2 separate regions of the Homo sapiens genome follow, and region 1 is linked to region 2. A link is a contact called in ENCODE Hi-C or POLR2A ChIA-PET data. All regions are on one chromosome and are shown on one strand. The core of a region is the stretch at or near the end of the contact, and the rest is flanking DNA. Distances in the headings are between cores, read along the strand shown.

Region 1 (6,094 bases), core at 263-2,762, 2.6 Mb after region 2:
ACTTAAAAAAAGATACCTGTAATGACGACGAGCAACCAGTGCGGATGCCACTCTCCCTTCCCTTTCTCCCACACCACAATTGCCTAAGAAATTGTTGCTGTCCATGATTGCAAGTTCATGTAAAAAGAGTTCAAGTGTACTTTCATCCCAGCCATTCTCTGGACACTTGCCCTTAAAAAAAAAAAAAAACTTATGATTATATTTAATAAAACTACCGTTCTCTAGAATACTACAGGAATACAGTTTTTCTTTTTAACGTGTATTTTGCCACGCTGCTTGTTTTCTAAAATTCAAGCATAAATTCACCACTGTATAGAGACCGCAAAGAGGCAAAACGTTTGTACATTTGATTACAATTATTTACAGATTTCGAGAAGTGATGATAAATGCATACAATGAGGTTTACTGAGATATTTAAATTTCCGTAAGTGAAACTAACTGAAAACCAATACAACACATCCCCAGTGAAGATGCTTCAAACCAGGGCGTTACGACTGGGGCGGTGGGACGTGGAGAAGGGCGGTAGTTGTCAAACTTCAGTGAAATTTTGGCCACGCGCTGTAGCTCACTCACGCCTGTAATCCGAGCACTTTGGAAGGCCAAGAATGGCCGATCACTTGAAGTCAGGAGTTTGAGATCAGCCTGGCCAACATGGTGAAACCCCATCTCTACTAAAAATACAAACATTAACCGGGTGTGGTGGCGGGCGCCTGTAGTCCCAGCTACTCGGGAGGCTGAGGCAGGCGAATGGCGTGAACCCGGGAGGCGGAGGCTGCAGTGAGCCGAGATCGTCACACTGCATTCCAGCCTGGGCGAAAGAGCGAGACTCTGTTTCAAAAAAACAAAACACAACAAAACTTTTAATGAAATTAAAATACATGAACGCTGGCAGGAGGGAGACCTGTGAAGTTCCGCGGAAAGCTCGTGGTTCGAGTTAGCATACAGTCTACAAACACCATTATGTGTTCTGAGTCGTTGAGGGTTGGTGAAAGATGGAGGTGCGAACTTTGCCCTTTCCGCGAATAAAAAAGTACACTGGGACTTTCCCTCACTTCCGCATCCCGAAGTTAGAAACAGCGGGACTCAAAACCCCGACCCCAACACCCCCTCCTAACAACACCATTTGGCTTTCACTGGCTTTGGCAAGGCTGAGAAGGCACAGACCGCAGTCGGTCAGCTAGGGCAAGCCAAGCTGAGACAGACTTGGGACTAGTCTCAAGCAGCGAAGAGCTGCCGGTGAGGCAGCACCAGCGGGGACGCCCGGCGGAGCCAGAGCCCCGGGGTCGCGGCGGCTGGGGAGGGGACCGACAGCTCGGTACCTTCTCCAGAAGCAGCCGTATGAGGTGCTCATGCGAGCGGCGGGCCTCACAGCCCTGCCGCACGTAAGCCGGCGACACCAGCCGCTCTCCCGCCGCGAAGCTCTCGCGGTTCATGACAGCGGTGGCGACAGTGGCGAATAAGCGGGAGCACTAGCTCCACACGCCAGACACACGACGGAACCAGAATGCAACTCGCCGCCTGGACGGTACGGCAGCGCCTTGGGACAAAAAACAAAACAAAACAAAACAAAACAAAAAAAACACTTCTCGTTCGTGCACATGCGCAGACCTTCTCAGATGGCGCTCCAGGAGGAAGTTGGCGTATTTGAGCATGCGCGAGGGAGTCCGCGCTTTTCGCTGACTTTTGGCAAAGGAAGGACTGAAATTAGCCCCGCCCCGCTGCGGCTGATTCGTCTAGTTAAACCCTGGTGTTCCTGACACAAACTTCAGGAAAGGATTTTGCACTTGTGCAGACCGGGCGAGCAGAGTAAGAAGCAGGTACGTGGGTTTTTCCAAGTTCTGTGTTTCAGTCCTGTTGGATGGTTGAGATCTGTGCAGGGTCTGTGCTTCCGCCTTATTCAAACTGTCAGATGCCAGAACCTTCGATCTTTACTTTGATACATTTCCACACTTATTACTGCCTCACAACCCCATAGGAAATAGCAGTGCCCCACTCATTTTCCCCTTGACACTACTGTTTAGCCATAGCACTTACTACTCACCACGTGACATGCCAGACGTTTGTTTATACACACACACACACACACCCATACCCATGAATGTAAACTCTCTAACCTAACGGCAGGACCTCGGTTTTTGCTGCGGTGCCCCCTTCCCCCGGGCACCTAAAACAGTGCCCAGAATAAAGTAGGGCCTAAAAAAAAAGTTGATATTGAATTAATGAATTAGTTTGACCATTCTGAAACTATCCCCAAGAACATTTTGTAAAATTGATTAAGGAGGGGAAAAAAATCCAACTAGGCTTACAGCTGCTGTTATTAAGCCAGCTTGCAGTGTGGCCGACTTTCTTGTAGCTGGTTGCTACTTACTACCCCAGGAGAATGTGGCCCTTGTCACAAGACTCTTCATTCTTTTTCTGCTCTGAAGATAAAATCTAAGACATTATGAGAAGATAAGCTTTCTGTTTGCATTGCTTCTTTAGGTCCCGCATACCAACAAAACTAAGGACGCCAACTTGTCTGGAAGGCCCAATAAAAAGCTGATTCATGGAGGAATGCAATTGTCACATCCTAATGATTTCATCTCCCTTACCCCAACGAATCGATAACCCCAAATTTTCCAGCCCCTCACCCTCCACAAATCCCCTTAAAAAACTTTGCCTAGAACCCCTTGATGAAATGGATTGAAGCTTGAGAACTCTTCCTGTTTCCTGGCTTGTAACTTGTGATTATTAAAACTTTCTCTGCTGCAAGCCTGCTGTCGGAATACTGGTCTGTTTCTGCACAGCCGGCATAGGAACCTGGCAGTGCTGTAACAGTTCAACAACTTAGAGGTTCACTGCTGGAGATCCCTGCCTCCAGTTTCCTTACAATCTTCATCTTATGTGAGCCTACAGTAATTCCTGACATTGCTTTCACCTGGTGGTTTGTCCATTTGCACTGAGTCACACCCACTTGCAAGAGCTGATTGTTAAATGTTCAGTAATTTTGTGAGCTAGTTTTCAAATACAGCCACTCAAAAATTATATTACAAGCAAAAGTAAAAATACTCAAAATTTGTCACTTCCTAATTATTTTACATTTTACTATTATCTATGCTCTTCAGGTTATTTACATGCATTTTATCTATATGGTGGAAATTCAATGTAATGTTATACTACTGCACATCTTCCAACTCCTCTTTTGATGATGTCACGTTGGCCATGGTGGGAGCATTTACACCATGGAAATCAGTAAACACCGCTAATCAGGCCCTTACACTCCAACCCACTCCCCTAGAAGTCAGTTGTTCAACATGTACCAGCTCATCACTGTTTCTACTGCATGTTCCCATGGCATCCAGCTATTAATATAAATCAGTCTATTTATGGTATTTGTTGAATTGCATTTCAATTGTTAATTTTCTGTCTCAACTAGACTGTGAACTCCTGGTTCACAAGGGCTATACCAATATCTGTGTTCAAAGCACAGCACTAAATACATAATAGCTGTTTGATAAATATTTGTTGAATGACATAGAGCATTTAACTACTTTAAACAGAAAGGTAAACCACAAAACAACAAGAATTTAGCATACTTTCTAAAATGAGTATTTTTCAAACTTTTGGAAAGTTGTGTTCCTATTCTCAAAATGCAACTATTTTTGCAACTTCTTCTTTGGAAAAGCCTTCAAAGCTGCTTTGTCAATCACATGCAAAATGTGCAAAAATCCCAAAATTAATGTCATTACTGAATGGACACGCCAGGTTTTTGAGCCAGCTTCTTCTCTTACCTTATTCACCACCTTACTTCAGAAAAATGTTTGTCTGTTTCCAAAAAGTTAGTCATTGTCAAGATATGCATTCATTAAAGGTATTCAAAAGATACCAGCTTTGGAAGCAATTTCAAGAGAAGTATTCTAAAATTACTTTCATCCATTCACTCACCCAACAAGTATTTATCCATATGCCCATTTTACAGATCAGGAAAGCAAAGCTCAAGAAGTTTGAGTAATGTATTTAAGGTTATACAATGAGTGACACTAGCAGAATTTAAACCTGTGTGTTCTGGACCTATTTTAAATGATGCTATCTATTAAAAATAGTATGTAATTATTATTTTAAAATAGTAGTTTGTAACTACTATTTTAAAATAGTATGTAATTACTATTTTTAATAATAGTATGTAATTACTATTTTTAATAGGGCAACATCAGAATAACCTCATGGTCTTTACAAGATGAAGCATCATTTAAAATAGGTCCAGAACACACAGGTTTAAATTCTGCTAGGGTCACTAGTTGTATAACCTTAAATACATTACTCAAACTTCCTGAGCTTTGCTTTATCTGTAAAATGGGGATATGGAAGAGGCAGTTATGATGATTAAATGAGAGGTAATTGCTCAATGACATCTTCCCCTAGATAGACTGACTATACAAATGGACAATGGCCAGATCATATGTGATAACAGAACTCTCACCCACAACCTCTCTAGCAACTAGACTTCCAAACCACCACCTCTGCAGCAATCAGCCAAGAATGGTTAAGACTTGGGCAATGACTGCCAGCTTCCCTCTTTTATTACTCGCTTCTAACTTAAGACCAACCAGAGAAAGCTAAATATCCTCCTTAAATTACATAAGATGCCCTGTTTCTAGTTAGCCAACCTCTAGCTTCTCCTTGCCAACACCTCCAATCGGCACACCTGAATTCTTCCCTGTACCTGAATCTTTCACTATAAAGCTTTCCCACTCCCCTGCCTGCCTTTGAGACTCTTGACAAATGTAAATGATGGTGACTGACTCCCTTCTCTAGCACGCTCTGAATTTCCAGTTTTCCTGGAGACTTCACTGAGACATGGTCTGTGCTGTCCATGGCGGTGGACCTCAGCCTTTGGCCAGTTGTGGTGCCCACAGGGGCTCCTCGTGCCTTGTTGCTTATGGCTTGTCAAGTCCATGCCAACATGGTAAGTCAGTGCTGGCTTGGAACTCCTCCCTGTTTGCCTTGAGTTCCTAAGCTATTCATTTGAAGTTTGGTACTCAGATTTTGTTACTGGTTCCTATTTGCATCCTTAGTGGAATCAGGCAATTCCTTTTCATCCTTTGTGCTGTCCTTTGTACTTCTGTTTTGTATTGTGCTATCTAAAAGTGTTATTTTCCATAAGAAGGAGAATCATAGGGTAGAACATGGCCATGGGCCCTACAACCCTGTTGTTTAAGCCAGTTTCACAGACCGATGAGTTTGCAGTTCTCACCAGACTACATCCGTTTGGACAAATTTTGTTGTGGGTCACCAATAAAACTGGATGAAGTTCTCCCTTCATCTTGATTTTTTGTTCTGAGGGCTTGCTTTTGATCCAAAGAAAGAGGTCATTCTGATATTCTGCCTGCCAGGGGGCACAGATTGTTCGGTCTGTGTTCAAAAGGGGCAAAAATCAGGCTGGGGACTGAGACAGGATAAGCACGAGCATAACTTTCAACACCGTAGCCAGCTCTAAGTCTAAATCCTCTCCACCAGGAAAAACTTCTGCTTCTTATACATACTCTCATTACAATCCTAATGCTTGTGCCTATCTCTCTAAGTGGCATAACTTCAGCAATGAGGAGTTGGGCCTTCAGTGGCCACTCTGGGAAACACTTGACTTGACAAAATTTTTTATTTGATGGGCAAGAAAAGAAAGGGAATTAAGATTTCTTAGGTTTGATGGGCAACAGTTTTTTAGTGGTACACAGAGGCCTCCAAAGGAAATTCTGATTCAAGAATTATTCCACTAAAAGATGCTTTGGCTAAAGCTAACAAGCAATTTGACATCTTAAGCAACAACAAACTAGACTCATTTCCTAGTAAATCTTCCCCTTTGCGTTGGCTCCCTATATCCAGATGTCCCTCTTATCCCTTAGCCTTCTGATAGCTCTCTTTCTTCCCTTCCATCAACTCCCCCCTTCTCTTCCTCTTGTCCAGGACTCCTGCATTTTCCCAACAACTCTCCTAAAACTCTAAAATGTCAATTGCTTCTAAAGATCCCTCTCCCCTCAAAAGCCAGGTATGCAGGCAACTGCAGAATTTAAACTTTGCACCCAAGATGAATTAAGAGCAATAATCAAGAATTTCTCTA
Region 2 (6,050 bases), core at 1,100-3,599:
GGCCAGGCTGGTCTTGAACTCCTGACCTCAAGGGATCCACCCGCTTTGACCTCACAAAGCCCTGGGATTACAGGTGTGAGCCCACCATGCCCAACCTTAACTTTATTTTCATCTAAAAAGCTTTCAGGCAAAAAAAAAAAAAAAAAAAAAAAAAAAAACTGGATTGAAATGACATTTCATAGTTACTTATATTTTAACCAGTTTCTAAAAATTGTAGAAAAATAGTTTAATTGGTAATATGCTGAAAATCAATTTACCACCATATCCCCTATTTTTTTCTGCAACGCAAAATCAACAATTTACTAGTAGTTGACCTAATCCAGCTGAAATTGTGGACACTTTTAGGTCAGAAAAACTGGACCTAAACATGAGTCAACGTAAATGTCACTCATTGACCCAAAACCTAAATGTTTATAACATAACTGCATGATGACTAATTTTTGCAGAGTAACAAAGAAAATCTCCTCCAACATTGGGATTTTCTCCATTTGGACTGTAATTAAAGTCCCATACCGAAAATTTCCACTTCAAAGAATCTGACTAAGAAATAAATAAATATAACTGCTGCCACCACCACATGGTAACGTGTTAGTAACGGAGTCAAATAAAACAAAAACTCTTTCATCCATCTTCATGCCTCCATAAATAGACACATAGACACAATTTTCATGGTTAAACGTTTCCTAATTCAAAAAATGGAAATGAAGGTAAACAAAAGTGTTAGTAATGAAATGTATACCTGGCCTACCTGTGTATACTCCTGCTGAATTTGGGTTACATTTAAAACCATACTTTAAGTGTTTTCATAGATCATGCTGCGGTCCTTGCATTCATGTTTGTATAGTGGCTGCCTTGATTCTTTTTTTAGGAAACCAACCAAAACAACATAGAGGAACCCCGAGCCAAGGGACTCACATTTCAGTTGAACAAAATACCCATGAGAAACACTTAGACTCAAAACTTTCCAAACCAATTCATCCTTCTGAAAACAAACTCGACAGTCACTGGGGCCAACTGTTCAGCTAGAATTGGCAAAACTACGTTTGCAAAACTGAACCGTGAATCCCAGCACAAGTGAGTTACCAAAATTTTTCCTTCCAGGTGGAAACTCAATCCGAAAATCAAAAATCCCTCGAGTTGGAAGGCTCAATAAACCCACGGTTTTCAGTTCCAATGTTCCTGGCTTTTAAATATAAGCCCTCACAGACACGAAAACGGGACTGCAAGGTACATAAACAGATTGATCTGAAATGTTTCCAGCCCTTAATAACAACTCTATCTTAAAAGGTGCTCTTTAACTGTAATAAAACTAAGATAGCAAAAGGCAAAGGAAGCGTCTTGGGGTTTGGGCTCGCACACAGTCCTTGTGTTTTGCAAACTCTACCACGTAAGTGTAACTTAATTTGCAAAGAAGCAGAAGGACTGGCGCTTGCAATCAAGCATTGTGTTTTCTGGAAACCCAAGCCCAGGATGAATGAGCTTTAACTCTGTTGACTGCGTGTTTACTTGCATCCTCACGTGGCACCGCGCAGCCCAAAAGCGCTGCGCCGGGGACAGCGCGGGGAGCGCCTGAGAACCCGAAAACTTTACTTTGCAAACTAGTGGAGCTGGGAGGCAGCTCGGACGCAGATTCCCTTGCCTTTCCCTGAACTGCACCCATGCCAAGCACACGAGGTCTTTCCTAGCACCGCCCCCTGCCTACAGCTCCACACAAAGGCGCGTGGGTGCCGGCTGGACCCTGCTCCAAAGTTGAGCGGAGAGATAAGAAAGAGCCGAGCGGGAGAGGACCCAGCGTCGCGGGAGATACTCACAGGGTGACCGTGCGGTTGGGCAGAGTATCTGGGGGCAGGACCTGCGCGAGTTCCAGGCTGCTGCACACCACCTTGCCCTCGGCGGCGCCCGCCGCCCTGCCAGCCCCTCGGGGCCGCCCATCGTGCTTGCAGCCGGCGGGCAGCGCCGCGGCGCCGCCGCCGCCGCCGCCTCCCAGCAGCGCGAGCAGCGCTAACAGCGAGAGCGGCAGCAACAGCGGCGGCTGCGCGCGGCCCCGCCGGCGTCCGGGTGGCTCCATGCTGCGGGCCGGGGCCTGCGGGGCGAGCGGCGGCGCACTGGCCTAGCGGGCCGCCCCGGAGCCCGGGCGGGCAGGAGCGCGGCGCGGGCCCAGCGGCGACCGGAGCCTTATGGCGGCCGGAGGACGGGCCTTCCCCGGCGCGGACATGCTCCTTTGTCCGCTGCGGCTGCGCTGGGCCTCTAGGGAGCCGGGGGTCACGGCCGCATGGGTCCCAGCGCCGCTCTACCGCCCGGCGCGAGCACCGCCTCCTCCTCCTCCTCTGCCGCCGCCGCCGCCGCCACTGCCTCCTCCCCTGGCCAGGACCCGCGCGCGGCGGCTCCTCCCCGCCCGCCGCCGGCGGCCGCCCCCGCCCCTTCCCCTCCTCTTTCCCGGCTCTCCTGCTCTCCCCGTGTCTGCAGCTGCCCGGGACCTCGGGGAGGAGGCGCGCGCTCCCGGGACCTGCCGAGCCCGACTCCGACCCGGTGCGCGCCCGGGCCTCGGCCTCCGGGCAGGAGTTGTGGGGAGCCCGCGGGAAGGCAGTAACTCGTAGAGAGAACGGAGGAAAGTTCGAGTCCGAACGGAGGAAAGTTCGAGTCCAAACTCCACCCGCGGTGGCCACTCTCCTGCTCGTTTCCCTTCGCCGCCACCGCGCTCGCACCGCGGGCACAGGACAAAGCAGTCTTGTGCGCTCCTGGAGACTGCCCATGTGGCCCAAGGAGCCTGGCCCGGAGGATGGAGTAGGGACGAGAGTAGGGAATTTCCCTGACCAACCCTATGGGAAAAGTACCCAAAACCAAGTGTTTCGGAAGGAATCGCCTTCTCACCTCATTATGGTAGTCTTATTTGTCCCAAATACACTGGAGCCAGTAAACAGGTTCCTCTTCAATACAGTGAACAATCTGAAGCTGTTTCTGGCCTTCAGCAACAACAGCGATGGTCTCTAAAGGATGCATCTGGACCTCACTAGAAAGGCAGCCTTTTGAAAGAAATTCGACAGGCAAAGATACTTGAGATGTTCACCAGTTCGAGCAATAATGAGCAAACCCTCCAAGAAACCCCAACAGAATTGATTACTCTGACTTCCAGCCTCGCCCTAACATTTGCAAGCCCAGGGCTTACCTACCCTATGTTTAAAATTTTACAAGGACTATATCATGCTAATAAAATATATTCTGTGCTCCTGCCTTGAGAAATTACCTTCATAACAACCTGGAAGGTTTGTAAGCAGGATTCTCAGACACCTTGGAGTTTCTCCCTGAAACATGGCAGGTGGGAAAGAGTCAGATCCAAACCTTTGGCCTGTACACCTTCACCGTCTTTGCTTCCTGTGCCCAGCTATCTTCAAGGACAAGAGGGGATTTTTTGTACCTGTGTGTGAACACCGCAGCCCACAAAACCAAGTTCTGTTCACACTTTCTAACAGCCACCCTCTGTCTGCGTCTGGATCTCAGGTGTGCCTATACCAGTTGTTGGGTCCTTCATTGGGAGGACAGTTCTCAGAAGAAGCTAGCTCAGGGCCAAGAAGTGGCTTTGGTAATACCAGTCAGGGAATTCCAGGGTCCTGGGTCTTGGGGACATAGTGGGTACCCAGGCTTTGGGTGCTGGCCTGGAGATTTTTCACCCCATAAGAAGAGTCAGGTTGGTGTCCTCTAAAATGGAGGGCCTAGAACACGGTTTTTCTTGCTTGGGTCTAAGGACACTACTGCCTCTGGCCCCTACAAAATTTATCTTAGGGACCAATTTGCAGGAATCTGTTTATCTGGCTAGAGCTTTCTCAATGGGAAGTAAATAAATGGTCTCCATTTATCATTTATCAGTGTTGTATTAAATTTGAATAGCAGTTCATTTGACCAACCCAACCATGTCCAGTGCTGTCTAATAATACATTCTGTGATTGTATAGCTGTTCTAGTTCTTTGCTGTCTAATATGGTGGCCAACTGTGGCTACATAGTGTGTGGAATGTAGATAGTGTGCAATAAGAATTAAATTTTTCATTTCATTTTAATTAATTTACATTTGAATTTAAATGCCCAGTGGCTACCCTGTTGGTGTTGAACAACATAAGCCCAGACACTATGATGGGAAGAAAAAGTGGGAGATTATCTGCACCATTAAGTGACTTCGGATCTATAAATAACCTTAGCAGGCACACTGGTGCCTCTGTGTTAAGGTGGGTGAAATGGATCACATTTCTCTTGAATTTATCTGAAGAATTATTATTCCCTAACAAAATAATGATCTGTTTTTTGATTAAGATAAAACCTTACTACAGATTGAGCATTGAGCATCCCTAATCCAAAAATCCAAAACCTGAAATGCTCCAAAATCCAAAACTTTTTGAGTTCCGACAAGTAATACCTCAAGTGCAAAATTCCACACCTGGTCACATGTGATGGGTCACCATCAAAATGCAGACACACTATGCAGTTTACTAGCATCCCCAAGGGAAAAAAGCCCCTCCCAGCCCTTTTCTGCTGCTATATATCTTTTCAGGGCATGCCTAAATTCCCCCATGCAAGCGTGCCCCCCAAAGGTAATCAAATGGCATGCATGCAGGCTGGATTTGCCAACGACAAGTTCCCCACAATGCCCACACTGGGCCTTCATCTACGTGCATTACTCACTGTGGGTTTGCTTTTTTGTTGTTTTTTGGTTTTTGTTTTCCTTTTCTTTGCTCTGTGGTGTAAAGCTATTGTTAGTATAAAGAAATATCAGGCCGGGTGCAGTGGCTCACACCTGTACTTCCAGCACTTTGGGAGGCCAAGGCGGGCGGATCACGAGGTCAGGAGTTTGAGACCAGCCTGGCCAACATAGTGAAACCCCGTCTCTACTAAAAATACAAAAAAATCAGCCAGGTGTGGTGGCGGGCACCTGTAATCCCAGCTACTTGGGAGGCTGAGGCAGGAAAATCGCTTGAACCAGGGAGGTGGAGGTTGCAGTGAGCCGAGATCGTGCCACTGCACTCCAGCCTGTGTGACAGCGCAAGACTCCATCTCCAAAAAAAAAAAAAAAAACAAAAGAAAAAAAAAAAGAAATATCAAAGAAGCCTGAAGTTAATCTGTGGTTATCAGTGATAAAAAGAGGAAGCATTTATTATGTTTATGCAACAGAGTCCAGCTGTTAGAGAAACTGGACAGTGGTATGGGTATGAGATTTGTTACAGAAAAGTATGGTGACAGAATGACCGCCATGTATAATCTGAAGAAACAGAAGGATAAATTGAAGATCTATGCTAAAAGCGATAAACACAAGTAAATGAAAAATAGAAAAACACTGTATGATGCAAAATATGAAGATCTCAATTGTGCACTGAAAAAGTGGATCCATCGGCATCACAGTGACCACATGCCACTTAATGGTATGCTGATCATGAAACAAGCAAAGATCTATCACAATGAATTTGAAATTGAAAGGAACTGTGACTATTCAACAGGCTGGTTGCAGATATTTAAGCAAAGACACAGCACTAAATGTTTAAGGATTTGTGGTGATAAAGCATCTGCAGATCAGAAAGCTGTGGAAAAAGTCATTAATGAGTTTGCCCATATCATCGCTGATGAAAACTGGATACCAGAGCACGTCTATAATGCTGACGAAACATCACTATTTTGGCATCATTGCCCCAGAAAGACACTGACGGTGGCAGATGAGACAGCCTCTATAGGAATTAAAAATGCCAAGGACAGAATAGCTGTGCTGGGATGTGCTAATGTTGCAGGCACGCATAAGTGTAAACTTGCTGTGATAGGCAAAGGTTTGTCCTCTCTTTTTTTCAAGGAGTGAATTTCTTATCAGTCCATTATTCTGCTAACAAAAAGGCATGGATGACCAAGGACATCTTTTCTGATTGATTTCACAAACATTTTGTACCAGAGGCATACAGTCACTGCAGGAAAGCTGAACTGGATGACGACTACAAGATTTTATATTCCTTGACAACTGTTCTGCTTATTCTCCAGCTGAAATTCTTATCAAAAATCATGTTTATGCCATGTACTTCCC

Evidence for each region. A loop is a pair of places that touch in the nucleus more often than their neighbours do. ChIA-PET counts read pairs that join two places held with the same protein, here RNA polymerase II (POLR2A). Pooled maps may share reads with other maps.
Region 1: a loop to region 2 is called in a pooled map, with 9 times the contacts of the local background. The contact joins the promoter of SEPSECS here to the promoter of ADGRA3 in region 2. A Hi-C loop is called at or near these places in 6 of 50 pooled maps. POLR2A ChIA-PET finds 5 or more read pairs at or near these places in 2 of 52 experiments (A549 and common myeloid progenitor, CD34-positive).

The regions. Positions count from the first base shown.
Region 1 is chr4:25,158,937-25,165,030 of GRCh38, forward strand. SEPSECS (Sep (O-phosphoserine) tRNA:Sec (selenocysteine) tRNA synthase) reads right to left here and starts at 1,513. Exons shown (of 11, transcript NM_016955.4): 1 at 1,320-1,513; 2 at 17-171. The coding sequence starts at 1,433. It overlaps SEPSECS-DT (SEPSECS divergent transcript), which reads left to right and starts at 1,736. Exons shown (of 2, transcript NR_037934.1): 1 at 1,736-1,817. RefSeq lists a silencer at 1,197-1,366 and an enhancer at 1,477-1,776.
Region 2 is chr4:22,513,717-22,519,766 of GRCh38, forward strand. ADGRA3 (adhesion G protein-coupled receptor A3) reads right to left here and starts at 2,350. Exons shown (of 19, transcript NM_145290.4): 1 at 1,812-2,350. The coding sequence starts at 2,068. MIR12115 (microRNA 12115) reads left to right here and starts at 1,596; the gene lies at 1,596-1,669.